Linked DNA regions of Homo sapiens: region 1 is linked to region 2. The links are chromatin contacts, found by Hi-C or POLR2A ChIA-PET in ENCODE. All regions are on one chromosome and are shown on one strand. The core of a region is the stretch at or near the end of the contact, and the rest is flanking DNA. Distances in the headings are between cores, read along the strand shown. Region 1 has its middle 57 kb from the start of LINC00598. Region 2 overlaps LINC00598 (long intergenic non-protein coding RNA 598).

Region 1 (6,859 bases), core at 3,409-5,908, 180 kb before region 2:
TCTTGGTCTGTCTCCCAGGCTGGAGAGCACTGGCGTGATCTCAGCTCACTGCAACCTCTGCCTCCTGGGTTCCAGCTTCAAGTGATTCTCGTGCCTCAGCCTCCCAAGTAGCTGGGACTACAGGCACATGCCAGCACACCCAGCTAATTTTTGTATTTTGAATAGAGATGGGTGTCCGCCATGTTGGCCAGGCTGGTCTTGAACTCCTGACCTCAGGTGATCCGCCTGCCTCAGTCAAAGTGCTGGGATTACAGGCATGAGCCACCATGCCTGGCCCAGTTCTACCATTTCTTCTAAATTCATTAGCTGAAAACTCTTGTGGTTATAATTCCTTGAAATGACTATTTGGATGCCCTATCCTCTATCTTGAATAGCTCCAGGAATGCCCGGAATAATTTCTAGAGTTATTTATCTGCTTTGTATCACTAGTTTTTAAGTTTTCCGCACAGTGTTAGGCTACAGTTGTTGCTTATTAATATTTACAACAACAAGAAAAATAATCATTATGTTCTGAGCACTCTGGGGGCAGGGTCTAACTGAAGCACTCATCAGATCCTCTGAGCTGGAAATTATTATTCATAGACACTATGGCTTTCCACATAAGGTGACAGATTTATCAAACAATCTCTGATCTTCCGTACGGGTTTCTTCCACGCCATTGTCTCCAGTATGGATATGTGGAAGATTTTCCTCTCCTTTAACTTTTTAGGTTTGAAAATATTTCTACCATTAAATGCCTTTCGCTGTGTGAAATAATATGAACCCAGGATAAACATTCAAATAATAGGATGTTGACTATTCCCATTAAAGTTGAAAGAGGAGGCCCATAGCTACAGCATGAGTCATCCCTACTCTGGCCGCTTACTGTGTCAAGTCAGGAATTTAAACAGATCCTTTGCCCCTCACAAAGGCTCCGTTTCCTCCTCAGTAGAATGGGAAAAAATAATACTGGGTCATGACTTTGTGCCAAAGAGGTGTTTCCCACTATAGACCAACTGGAGACAGCTTGGGCAGATGCTGGGGTCTGAAACCTTTTCCAAATAAATATAGGAGAACACCATCAGAGGGAACACGCCCTCCCTGGTGAGATTCCCCATTTTACCTTCTTCGTGGCTTAGTGTCTTCTAAAAGGAAATGATCTAAGTGACTAGATGTGTGAAGGAAATTATTAAACAGAATACTCAAAATTGGCCTTGATATGAGAGAAGAAAGTGTTTAGGGTTTGAAAGACTAATGAGTTTATGCGACATACTAGTCCCTTTCGCAGGAACAGATACTTTTCAGCTGGTTCATAGGCAGGTTTGCATTCTCTCTTGATTGGACGAGGGGGATTATTTCTTGTATATTAGGCTGCTTATGGCTTCTGCTTCCTAGCCCTTGATTCTCTTTCACAATTATCTTCCACAAGCCAGCAGTTTCTATTCCTTTGCACATTTAACTCAGCTATAAGATGATCTGTTTCCCCTCAAAACCCCACCAAAGATTGCTGTTGATTTTCTCGAAGATACAGATACTTTCAGTAAATGTTGACCCGTCTCTGTTGTTTTGAGCTGGAGAGTCAATTTTACACATAGAGTGACTGTGCATCCCAGTTTTCCCAGGACAAACTTACGCTTGTTGCCATACTGTAGTTATTAACAGTACCCTCTTTCACTTTCAAAAGTGTCCTGGTTTGAATGACAAATCACGTGGACACCCTGTTTATACACAATAGTTACCCGTTACTTTTCTTCTATTGCATAAGAGGGAAATGGAAGATCACCCTTAAAATATCACAGTAATAATTGCCTTAGAAAGATCTACTGATGAATGGTAAGTTAGAGGGCAAAAGGGAGAAATAGGATATCTACATAATCAAAGCATCTCCAAATCTACAAAGCATCTCCCCTCAAATATTTTCTAATTATAAAGGGGGAAAAGAATGAGATTACAGTGGAAAAACCTGGAAGATACCACTTTTGCCAAATGATCAAGATTATCATCACCAGTGGTAAGATAAATCGACATCATGTACTTTTTTTTTGAGACAGGGTCTCACTCTGTTGCCCAGGCTGGAGTGCAGTGGTGCCATCTCAGCTCACTGCAACCTCCACCTCCCAGGCTCAAGTGATTCTCGTGCCTCAGCCTCCCTAGTAGCTGGGATTACAGGCACATGCCACCACGCCTGGCTAATTTTTGTATTTTTAGTAGAGACAGGGTTTCACCATGTTGGACAGGCTGGTCTTGAACTCCTGGCCTCAAATGATCCACCCTACTTGGCCTCCCAAAGTGTTGGGATTACAGGCGTGAGCCACCGCGCCTGGCCTGTATATCCATATTGTACCTGCAATAATATAGCACACTGTGTTTCATGTATTACATAACCTGTATATTGCTTAAAGTATGGTTTCTACATTCTGGAAGTTAGGGAAAGGTAAAAAGACCAACGCCTTTTTAGTTGTGCAAACTTGAGTACCAGCTCTGTCCATTATTAGCCATTTGCCTTTGAGGAAATTATTTAAGCTCTTGGGCCTCAGTTTCCTCATATACTTTCTTATATGATGCACTGAAAAGGGCACGTCACCTCTGTGGGAATCTTGCCAGAAATGTATAACCTGTTTAATGGTGAGAAAACACATCAGACAAACCCAAGTTAAGGGATATCCTACAAAATATCTGACTAGGACTCTTACAAATTGTCAAGGTCCTGAAGGACAAGAAAACACAGAGGAACTGTCTCAGCTTGCAGAGCACATGAGGATAAATGCAGCAAAGGATCCTGGATTGGATCTTGAAACAGAAAAAGAAGACATTAGTGGAGAATCTGGTGAAATCCAAGTATAGGTAACAGTATCATACCAGAGTTAATTTCTTGGTTTTGATTATTGTACTATCAGTATGTAAGTCATTAACAGTAGGAGAAGCTGGATGAAGGGTATGTAAAAACTCTCTTTCCTACTTTTTTTTTCCCCAAGACAGAGTCTCACTCTGTTGCCCCAGCTGGAGTTCAGTGTCACTGTCATGGCTCACTGCAGACTCAAACTCCTGCACTCAATGGATTCTCCTGCCCCAGCCTCCCAAGTGTCTGGCATTACAGGTACGCACCACCACACCCAATAATCTTTTTTTTTTTTTTGAGAGGGAGTCTCGCTCTGTTGCCCAGGCTGGAATGCAGTGGCGTGATCTCAACTCGCTGCAATCTCTGCCTCCTGGGTTCAAGCAATTCTCCTGCCTCAGCCTCCCAAGTAGCTGGGACTACAGGAGCCCACCACCACACTTGGATGATTTTTGTATTTTTAGTAGAAATGGGGTTTCACCATGTTGGCCAGGCTTGTCTCGAACTCCTGACCTCAGATGATCTGCCTGCCTCAGCTTCCCAAAGTGCTGGGATTACAGGCATGAATCACCACGTCTGGCCCCAATAATCTTTTATATATATATTATTATTATTATTATTATACTTTAAGTTCTAGGGTACATGTGCACAATGTGTGGGTTTGTTACATATGTATACATGTGCCATATTGGTATGCTGCACCCACCCAATAATCTTTCTATTTTAATTGTTTTGCAGAGATGGGAGTCTCTCTATGTTGGCCAGGCTGGTCTCGAACTCCTGGGCTCAAGAGATCCTCTGGTCTTGGCCTCCCAAAGTGCCAGGATTACAAGCATGAGCCCCCGTGCCAGCTCTTTTAAAAATCAGGAAAGCACAGGAAAAGAGTGAGTGGGTACGCTTGGCTGGAAGTCAAGGGCCTGGCACGGGGTTGTGGAGCCAGGCTCTTCCTGGCGGCGGGGCTGTGGGGAGCTGGATGGCTGGACTGAGGTTACTGAGAGCCCTCCTCAGCCGAGCAGCAGGGGATTTACCCATCAAAGTAATCAGGGACAGAGTCTGAACCTGTCCCCATTGGCTCAAGATAATTAAAAGGGGATGGAAAAAATGTTATCTTTTAAAGGGCTTTGGGAGGTTGAGGCCTTCGCAGGAGAATGGCCAGGAGACTAGTGTGTGCAAAGAGGCAGGCGGATGATCCCCATCCTACAGGGGCATTTATTTTGTGGACACCGGGGTCACCTGGGAAGCAGGTCTGGCCTCAGTTCTCCGGCCTGGGGCACTGTTTGTTCTGTGTCTCGCTTGTGGAATAAAGAGGATTCCTGTTTCAGTGAGGAACCACACCTGCTCAGAGGGAAAATACTCTGCTTGTCAGAATCTTTCACTTTCTGTGAACCAGCTCCTTGGCCTGATAGGGTCACAGGGCCCAGGAGTGGTCAAGGAAGCTTCTGTGAATGTATTGAACGTCAAGAGTGTCCAGGGGGATGTGTGGTGTTTGGCCCGATTCCTGTCATTGCCAGTGGAAATGCCATCTCTGGAGTTTGCCCCAGGTGTTTGTGAAGCAGGTTGGGATTCGGAGCTGAACGCTCCTCTAAAGATATGTGCTGGCTTCTTATGTCATGGCTAGACAGCCCCTGCTGGGCCTGTTTGCTGTCCCTTTCTCTTTGCCCCTGAGTTGTGTCAGGAGATTTGAGGAACTTCTGACTCATCCTAGCAAGTGGCTATGGCCTTTTTGCAAAAAGCTGTGTCCCAAGGGAAGAGGCAAATGTGACCCAGGTAGGTGCCAGCAGTCACATGGCTTGCAGGGATGACAAGCTCAAACAGGACTTGATGGCTGGGTGTGATGGAAACCATAACACATGATTCTTGGGAGCAGGTCCGTGCTGGCTGGCAGGATATTTGGCTCTGTTTGTGTTTGAACAGTCTGACAACAGCCATAAAGCCTAGCAGCTGTGAGGTATTTCAGGTACCGGAGGACTTCTGGACTTCGGTTAACCTTGGGGTCTTGGGAGTAGAACTTTAGCTTTGAATAATTTAAGGGCTTGGCCTGTAACCTCACGCCTGTAACCCCAGCGCTTTGGGAGGCCAAGGTGGGCGGATCACTTGAGGTCAGGAATTAGAGACCAGCCTGGGAAACATAGCGAAACCCCCTCTCTACAAAAAAAAAAAAAAAAAAAAAAAAAAAAAAAAAAAAGAAAGAAAGAAAGAAAAAAAAAAAGAGCCAGGTGTGGGGGCACGTGCCTGTAGTCTTAGCTACTTGGGAGCTGAGGAAGGAGGATTGTGTGAGCCCAGGAGGTCCAGGATACAGTGAGCCATGATTGTGCCACTGCACTCCGGCCTGGGTGGCAAAGCAAGACCCTGTCTCACAAAAATAAAAAATAAAAAAAAAAAAAAAATAAAAAAAGGAAGCAGTGAGACAGCTCTTACTTAGAAAAGGAACCCTTAAGCCCTCTGCATATTCAGTTCTGGAGACTCTGCTAAGAGCAGCCCTTCCATTCATTAATTTCCTGAAGAAATGGATTTAGATATATTGCTGTATTTTTTTCTTCCAGAAGTTGATCCCTAGATGCCAGATAAACATCCCCTTGATCTTCTGGGAGCCTAAGGTTTTTACTTGGTCCCATGGGATGCAATAGGGCTAAGGCCTTCATGGAAAGTTGGAAGTCAAACTCGGGAGGGAGATTAGCCCAGCCTCAGCGACCCCTCCTCTTTGGACCTGTGATAGAGATTAATGAAATCCGGGGATTAGTACCGAAGATATCGTGTGCTGGCATGAGCGCGGGCTCTGGGCCTTTCTGGGTCCCAGGCTGGGAGCTGGCTGAGGCGCTGGAGAGGAGCAGTAAGGAAGGTTGGCATCTGGGTGGACCCGATGTCAGGCCTGGCCCGCGCACCCACCAGTTATGTAACCTTGGGCAAATGTCCTCCCTGAGCTGAGCCTTTCTTTCCTCATGGACTAAACAGGGTAAGACGACCTTGTTTTCCAGATGGTGTGGGGCCGGAACAGCACAGGGAGTGTCGGCACCCGCTTGGCGCTGGCGTTAGCGTCCGCAGCTCTGCGGCTGGGCTTTCTGCTCATCTCCTCGAAGGAGATCTTAGGGTCTTCATTTTGAAAAGGGGAGATGGAGTGGAGCTGCTGGGCCCGGCTGCGGAGGTGGTGGTTTCGTGCGTGGGCGCGAGGACGGCTTTGGCAGCCCTTTCCGTGCCCTTTCCATGGTGCCAGGCCGGTTCTGGAGGTGACAGGGCTGACCGGTCTGTGTGGGCTCGAGACACGGCCGCAGCCCTTTGAAGCTCTTTTAAACTTCTTCATCATTTCAGAATCATCACTGGAAAATTCTTTTCGTCAGATGTGTGCCCTGCCAGGTCATCTGGCAGCTCAAGTGCTCTATTTTTTTATTTTTATTTTTAATATTTTTTGAGACGAAGTCTCGCTCTGTCACCCAGGCTGGAGTGCAGTGGCACCATCTCGGCTCACTGCAACCTCCGCCTCCCGGGTTCAAGCGATTCTCCTGCCTCAGCCTCCTGAGTAGCTGGGATTACAGGCATGTGCCACCACGCCTGCTAATTTTTGTATTTTTAGTAGAGATGGGATTTCACCATTTTGGTCAAGCTGGTCTTGAACTCCTGACTTCGTGATCTGCCCACCTTGGCCTCCCAAAGTGCTGGGATTACAGGCATGAGGCACCGTGCCCGGCCTATTTTTAATTTTTTTTGGCCAGTGAAACACGCTGCAAGTCCCCCTTTTGTTCAGTCTCCTTGTGCAAGCCTTGGTGTTAGAAGCCATCATAGCCACTGGTTTGGGTTGAAATCTTAGATGCCAAACTTTACTGCATTACCTCATTTAATCCCTGCATCTGTCCTGCAAGGAAGGTGTTTTTATTCCTGTTTTCCTGAAGAGGAGTCTGGGATTGGAAAGGTTAAGCATTTACTTAAGCTTGCTGAACACAGCCCATCTGTCCAACCCCGAAGGCCACGTTCTTTACCACCATGCTATGTTGCGTCACTCAGATAAATCCAGAGAATGTGTTCAGCATTTTCTTTGGCTCTGTGTCCAGA
Region 2 (6,406 bases), core at 1,386-3,885:
CCCATGATTTAGTGGATCTGGAGTAGGGCCTGAGAACTTGCATTCTGACAAGCTCCCAAATGTTGTTGATGCTGATGGTCCATCTGTTGACAATATTTTGGGGGTCACTGCTGCAAATCTTGTTTTCTCAAGTGCCCACCACCCTGAAGTGTTCTCAGGTCAACAAGACGTGGAGCCTGGTGAACAAGTCAGAAGACAAAATCCTATTGAGGATCCTGATACGGTTTGGATCTGTGTACCCACCAAATCTCATGTTGACTTGTAATCCCTTATGTTAAAGGTGGGGCCTAGTGGGAGGTGATTGGATCATGGGGGTGGTTTTCTCATAAATGGTTTGGCACTATCCCTATGGTGCTGTTCTCATGATAGTGAGTTCTGGTTGTTTAAAAGTGGGTAGCACCTCCCCTGCCCACCCTTGCTTCTACTTTGGCTGTGGGAAGTGTGCGCTTCCCCTTTGCCTTCCACCATATTTGTAAGTTTCCTGTGGCCTCATCAGAAGCTGAGCAGATGTCAGCATCATGCTTGCTGTACAGCCTGCAGAACCGTGAGCCAATTAAGCCTCTTTTTTTTTTTTTTTTATAAATTACCCGGTCTCAGGTAGTTCTGTATAGCAATGTGAGAACAGCCTAATACAGATCTCAGAGTAAACTCACTGAGAGACTCCAGGGAAGTAGAGGACAAAAGGAAGATTTTAGGCTTGCAATTTGCACAGAGCAGAATGCATAACAATTGTTAGCTCTGGTATGCTATGGACAAGGTGACTTCTGTGTTGTATGTCACATGAAGAGTTTTCCCCCGGTTTCTGGGAAAGACGTTGCACTGAGAAAAGTATTGAAGAGAAATCTGTGCCTTTCATACCCACCTGCTACACTGACACAATAGACATCTTTTTAGAAAAGGATGAGGTATTTCTGTAGCGTCTATTAGGTGCAGAGCAATAAGGTAGGTACTTTGCAAACATCGCTTCTTGCAATTTTCAAAAATCTGCAAGGTCTGTATTGTTTTCATTCTATACATAATGAAACCAAGTCTCAGAAGCATTAAGAAATACACCCAGAATCACAAAGCTAGTAATTGGCAGAGGCAGGACTTAAAAATATGTATCATTCTTATCCCAAATCTGTGTTCTCTTGATTTACCATTGGAAATTCAATGTTTCGTTTATAAAAACATGCAATTTTAAAAATGAAATATTACTTCTTAGTTTAAAAGCAAGGTTATATGTTCAGGACCAAGAAGACATAGGCCTGAATATGTGGGAGTTATAGATAGAGGGATAAAGACCATAAAACATGCCAAATCAGGACATCAGAGATATTGATATTGATCTGATTGGCTATTATGGCTTCTTCCCTCCTCTGCGCACTCTGGTAGTTTTCTCAGGTAAGAGTTTAGAAAAACTAAAATAACATGCAGAGGGAAGACTTGGTGAATCTTATATGTAAAGTGCTTAGAACAGCACCCAGTGCAATATTGATGCCCAGTAAATGTTAGCTCTCGTCACCATCATCATCACCATCATCATCTTCACTTCCACCATCAGCTTCTGCAGGGAAGGTGAGGGTAGGAACCAGGTGGGCACCAGCAGCAGTGGGAGAGAATCACAAAGGAAAAAAGACATTGCAAAGAGCAGCCTGCAATGAAGTCATGGAAATTTTCTGAAAATTCTGGGTTGTGATTTAGAAGGCAAATATGACTTTTATCGATGGAGCTGTGTTGGAGGAATTTGCGGGGGTGGGAGTAGGAAAGTTGTAGACATCTGTAAGAGAGAAAAATGGATCAGTCACGGAGAAGTACTTGGGGAGCCCTTGTATTTCAGGAAGGGAAATACCAGCTAGGACGAGAATTTGAAATTTGGGTTCCTCTTGCTAAAATACAAACTACCTGGTCGGAAGACTCATCCAGTATCTGTCAGGGAGACTCTGGGTGGTGTATACTTGTTGCTGTACTTAAGGCAGTCCTTGGAAAAAAGCTTGGCAGGAACACTTGACAGAGATAAATCCACTGATGGAAAGTGCCAGGACAGAAGTGGATGTGGTTGCACACGTGGGGATGACTGGTGGAGGGGCAGGTGGGCTGTGAAGAGGGACCAGGCTGGGGCAGCTGTGGGCAGGCTGCCAGAAACTGATTTCCACACTGCATGAGGAAGGAATGCCAGGGGAGGGGCTGGACTACTTTTTGTAGGAGGCTAAAGGGAGACAAGGACCAGCACTGCCAACTGCCACACATCTGGGGAGATCAACAACTGGCCAGATGTTTTAGACACAACCTGTGTGGCCACCTGAGTATATGCCAGTTATCAAGACGGATGATAAACAATAGCCAACTAGGGCACTAGGCTGCGTCTTTCTGAACTCACGGGCTCTCTGTGCCACGCATGCTGATGTGTGGGACACGGAGAGATGCAAGTGACGCAATGCAAAGTGTGTGCTGTTTCCATAGCTAATTAGGAGCCTGGTGACAAAGCAGGAGCCTGGCAGAGAGGTGAGAGAGGGGGTCTGCGGGCAGCTGTTAGAGCCTGGCACTGGGTATTCTCTGCTGGGATTGATGGATTGAGGCTCCAGGGTGGAGCCATTCTAGAACGTCCTGTTCCTGTCAGATTTGCAGCAGCAGCGGGCTGGTGATGTGGCCTTCATTTAACTCTTTTGTAAGACTGGCCTTTCCAGCCTGTTTCAGCACACTAGGGCCGTGTGACAGAGAGTTCTTGGCACAATTCACAGAGGTCTCCGTACTTAACAGCCTCTCATTTTCCTACTAGTCCGAGAGAGTTTGTACTGTGAGTTTTTCAATCAGAAACAAGCAGCCCTGAGATCTGTGGCTGGCCACCAGTCCTTGGGGAAGAAGCTAGCTGCAGCCCAGCACCCTGTGCCCGCGGCAGGCAGGCTGGGGAGGATGCACATTTGTCCAGGAACAGCAGGTTTGAGGCCCTTTGGCCATCCCATTGGCCATCTCCAGTCTCAGCTGAGTAAACTCCCTTCGCCCCCATCCCAAAGTTTGAACTCAGTAACTGTTTTAATGTGAATCAACATAGGAGGAAAATAAAAAACAGCTTGCAAGTTTACACAAACAAAACTTCAGCTCACAGAAATCCAGACTAGCAGGTGCTTGGGTGGTGTACTGCAGGACACCCCAAATCACTCGCTCCTGGGTCCCTGACTGAGCATGCTTCTAGAGTCAGTGTTAGTGATGGAAGAAAGCAATAAGGGAGGGGAGAAGGTGTCTGGAATGTGAGACAGCACAGTGGAGGGTTGCTGAGGTGGAAGGAGAGAAGCAGGATGTGGGCCCCAATGGAGTAGGAAGGAGGCAGGGTCCTTGACCCCAGCAAGTGTAGGGATTGCTGATGACAAAAGAGGCCTGTGTCCTTCAGCCAGGCAGGCAGGGGAATGAGGCCTGGAGGTAGGGTAGAGGTGGCCAGGGGTTAGGACACGGAGGAGCCGTTTGGAAGTAGATTATTAACGGGATCCCAGAGCATCTGCAGGGGGAGATGGGGGGCAAGCCCAGGAAATAGAGGGCTCTAGAGTTGCCTGTACATTTAGAGGACTGATGAAATCTTGTTCGAATAAAACCACTGGGCCCCAATCTGAAGTTTCTTGCAGGATGATTAGAAAATATGGCTTAAGGGGACTTTGCCTTGAGAGGGTCCTTGATAGTTACTCTATTTTTTTTTTTTTTTTAATTCTCATTTTCTCAGGTGAGAAACTGCCTGCCAGCCAATCTGATATTGGCTGGTTCCTCCAGGTCCATATAGCATTCCCTTTTTGTATATTGAGAGCCATCTCATAAATACATTCCATGACTAGGATTATGCGTGTCCTGCTGTTTCTTTGCTTCTTGACATTCTCAGCAACTGCTCCTCTCTCTGCATTGGGCATTGTCTCCCCAAGCCCTTTAGCAGCAGCGAGACTGCAGGCCACCTTTTATGCTTATTAATTTTAGGCAAAGTTTTCAGGTTGGCCATCCTGGTGCACTGGGAGAGAAGTGAAGGATGGGAGATTTGTTAGACTCATCTGGCAAATTCCTTTTACGTTTTACATTCTCCGCAACTACGAGTTTGTTCAGAGCAAGTATTGAGCGTCAATTCCACGCAAGGTATTATTTTGGACTCTTGGGGTTATCCAGGTGAGTGCATCCCCGGAAGCCTCATTCCTCCTTCTCTGTGCAACTGGGTTTCCAGGAAGCATTCAGGGAGCTTAACATTCAGTCATGAACAATAAGGCATTTTTCTGAATAACCATGCTATAGAGCAGAATGCGATGAGTCCTCTAAGAGGTGTCTAGATTGAAATGCTTTGGGAGTTCAAAGGAGGAGAGATTTACCGTGCACGTCAGAATTGTATGGAAGCACAAGTTGTACTGAGAGAGGATAAATAACCTATTCACTTCATCGTAATACCATACATAAAATATTATTGACATGGCTGGCAACACTGTTAACACTGTTTGGGCATTGCGAAAAAGTCTGATATATAAATAACCATGGGTTCCTAGAATCACGGCATCTAGAATGTGAGCACGGCAAGCAAATTTGGAAGACATCCAGTTCAACCTCCTCATTTTGCAAATGTATAAACAGATGTCCAGATAGGTTAAGCCAATTGCTCAAGATCATAGAGCTAGTTTTGTGGCCAAGGCAGGGGCAGAAGCCAGCTCTTCTTACCCACTGTCCCCAAAGCTCATCTCACACTGGAGTTGTGACATCAGCACTATTCTGCCTCTGCTATACAACAGGCCCTGGAACATACTCGAACCATGTAGGTGATTTGTGTCCCTGTCTCATCTTTCTTACCAGAATACCATCGGAGCTCCTCTGGAACATGTCCTTGTCTTCTCAGAGTGTGAAGTGTGTGTGTGACAGTGCTTTTCTGAGGACTCAGGTGACCTGGAGGCTGGAGAACAGCATGGAGCAAGGAAAACAAAGACGATGTGCTGGAGTGTATGTTGCTTTCATAATTATGTGAAAGAAAATGTAGAGAAATTTGAAAGGTAAGATCTGACCGCTTTGACCCCTCTCCTCACACCAGCCTATGCCCCACTTTCTTGAAGACCCACTCCCCAGCTTAGCAGCCAGGTACCCATCACAGCCTGGCTTCAAGAAGGGAGCCCAGTCCGCCAGGTTTGTTCTCTCTCCTTCGGTCTGTCTCTGTTGGCCAGTCTGTCCAGGAGTCACTCTGTCCATGGGTCAGTCTCTCCTTCTTTCTGACTGTCTTCCTATCATTCTTTCTCAGTTGTTCCCTCTCACCTTAAGGGCTGCCTAATTTCTCTCTCATCATGTCTTTACTTCTCTCCTAGCCTCATTTCCAGCTTTGGCTTCCTCATAACTAAAGTGTGCTGTGGCCCCAACATGGCATCCTGACTTCTTTTCAGAGTCTGCCTCCAAGCTTCTGGCTGGTCTTGCCACATACTCCAATTCATATCCCTTCACATTACATCAAGCTGGCTCAGTCTGTCTCTTCTCCTCTGGCCAGACAATGGCAGATCACCTTGGTCAAGCATGTCCTCTGGACCAATTGCCCCAGACCAGGATTATTTAAATACAACTCGTCCATCTGCAGTTGTCCTTAAAATCTGATTTATAGAAGGTCTGTGTGGGCTTGGCATTTCTGGTGTCCACTCATTCTGTCTAGTGAATTGTCCTTCTTCCATGACGCCAGTGGTGATAGATCTCACCCTCCTCTGATCCCTGGGCCTGTTGGTTGTGGAGTTTATGGGCCACTTCTGCAACTTGATGGCCTTGGGCCATGGAAAGGCCTGTCACCCCTTTTCTGGCACTAGAATGGAAGCTTCAGTAGGGCAGGAACCCTATTTAGGCATTTCAGTTAGGCTTGGCACACTGTCTTGCATGGAGAAAGCTCAGAATAAGACAGAGATCCTAAAGTATCTTCAACAGAACTAATCTGACAAATTTCCAAGGCTCCTTTGGGAGATAAAATCTACTTGGGGGAATGGGAAAAGGATGTCTACATAGATTTAGAATAACGACCACCACCACCATCATCATCCTTGACAGAACCTTTATGCCAGGTGCTGTTCTAAAGCACTTTACATACTTTATCTCATTTAATCCTAACAACAGCCCTGTAAGATAACTGTTACTATGCCCTTTTTACCTTTAATGAAGAAACAGCCTCAGGGAGATTAAGAAATTCACCCAAGGTCACAGAGCTAGAAGGTGAAAGAGCTGGATTTCCAACCCAAGTGTGCCTGATGTCAACTCTGATCTAAGATGTGGACGCACATGGGCAGAATGATGACGTGCTCTTCCCAACCTCTCATTTAGCCAGCATGTGAGAGGGCAAGGTGTCTTCAGCAACCATTTCATTTGTAAACATACGTGTTTTTATCCTTGGTCTACGCAATAGTATTACCACACAGGTAATACCAGTGGGTGCTGGGTGTTTTTTTTTTTT

What was found. A loop is a pair of places that touch in the nucleus more often than their neighbours do. ChIA-PET counts read pairs that join two places held with the same protein, here RNA polymerase II (POLR2A). Pooled maps may share reads with other maps.
Region 1: a loop to region 2 is called in a map of gastrocnemius medialis, with 4 times the contacts of the local background. The contact joins two enhancer-like sites. A Hi-C loop is called at or near these places in 1 of 168 maps with a recorded cell type or tissue (gastrocnemius medialis) and 1 of 50 pooled maps. POLR2A ChIA-PET finds 5 or more read pairs at or near these places in 1 of 52 experiments (MCF 10A).

What each region holds. Positions count from the first base shown.
Region 1 is chr13:40,534,575-40,541,433 of GRCh38, reverse strand. No RefSeq gene overlaps it. Among named protein-coding and RNA genes, the nearest start is that of LINC00598, 57 kb to the right of the region's middle. RefSeq lists enhancers at 1-152, 153-702, 703-1,252 and a silencer at 3,568-3,862. Within about 2 kb of position 4,658, at least 7 of the 41 ENCODE cell types and tissues checked have a DNase peak (open chromatin) inside an H3K27ac peak, as active enhancers do; they include gastrocnemius medialis, where a contact is called at or near this core.
Region 2 is chr13:40,348,685-40,355,090 of GRCh38, reverse strand. LINC00598 (long intergenic non-protein coding RNA 598) reads left to right here. Exons shown (of 7, transcript NR_024507.3): 7 at 4,789-6,406. Among named protein-coding and RNA genes, the nearest start is that of LINC00598, 130 kb to the left of the region's middle. RefSeq lists an enhancer at 2,214-2,713. Within about 2 kb of position 2,635, at least 15 of the 41 ENCODE cell types and tissues checked have a DNase peak (open chromatin) inside an H3K27ac peak, as active enhancers do; they include gastrocnemius medialis, where a contact is called at or near this core.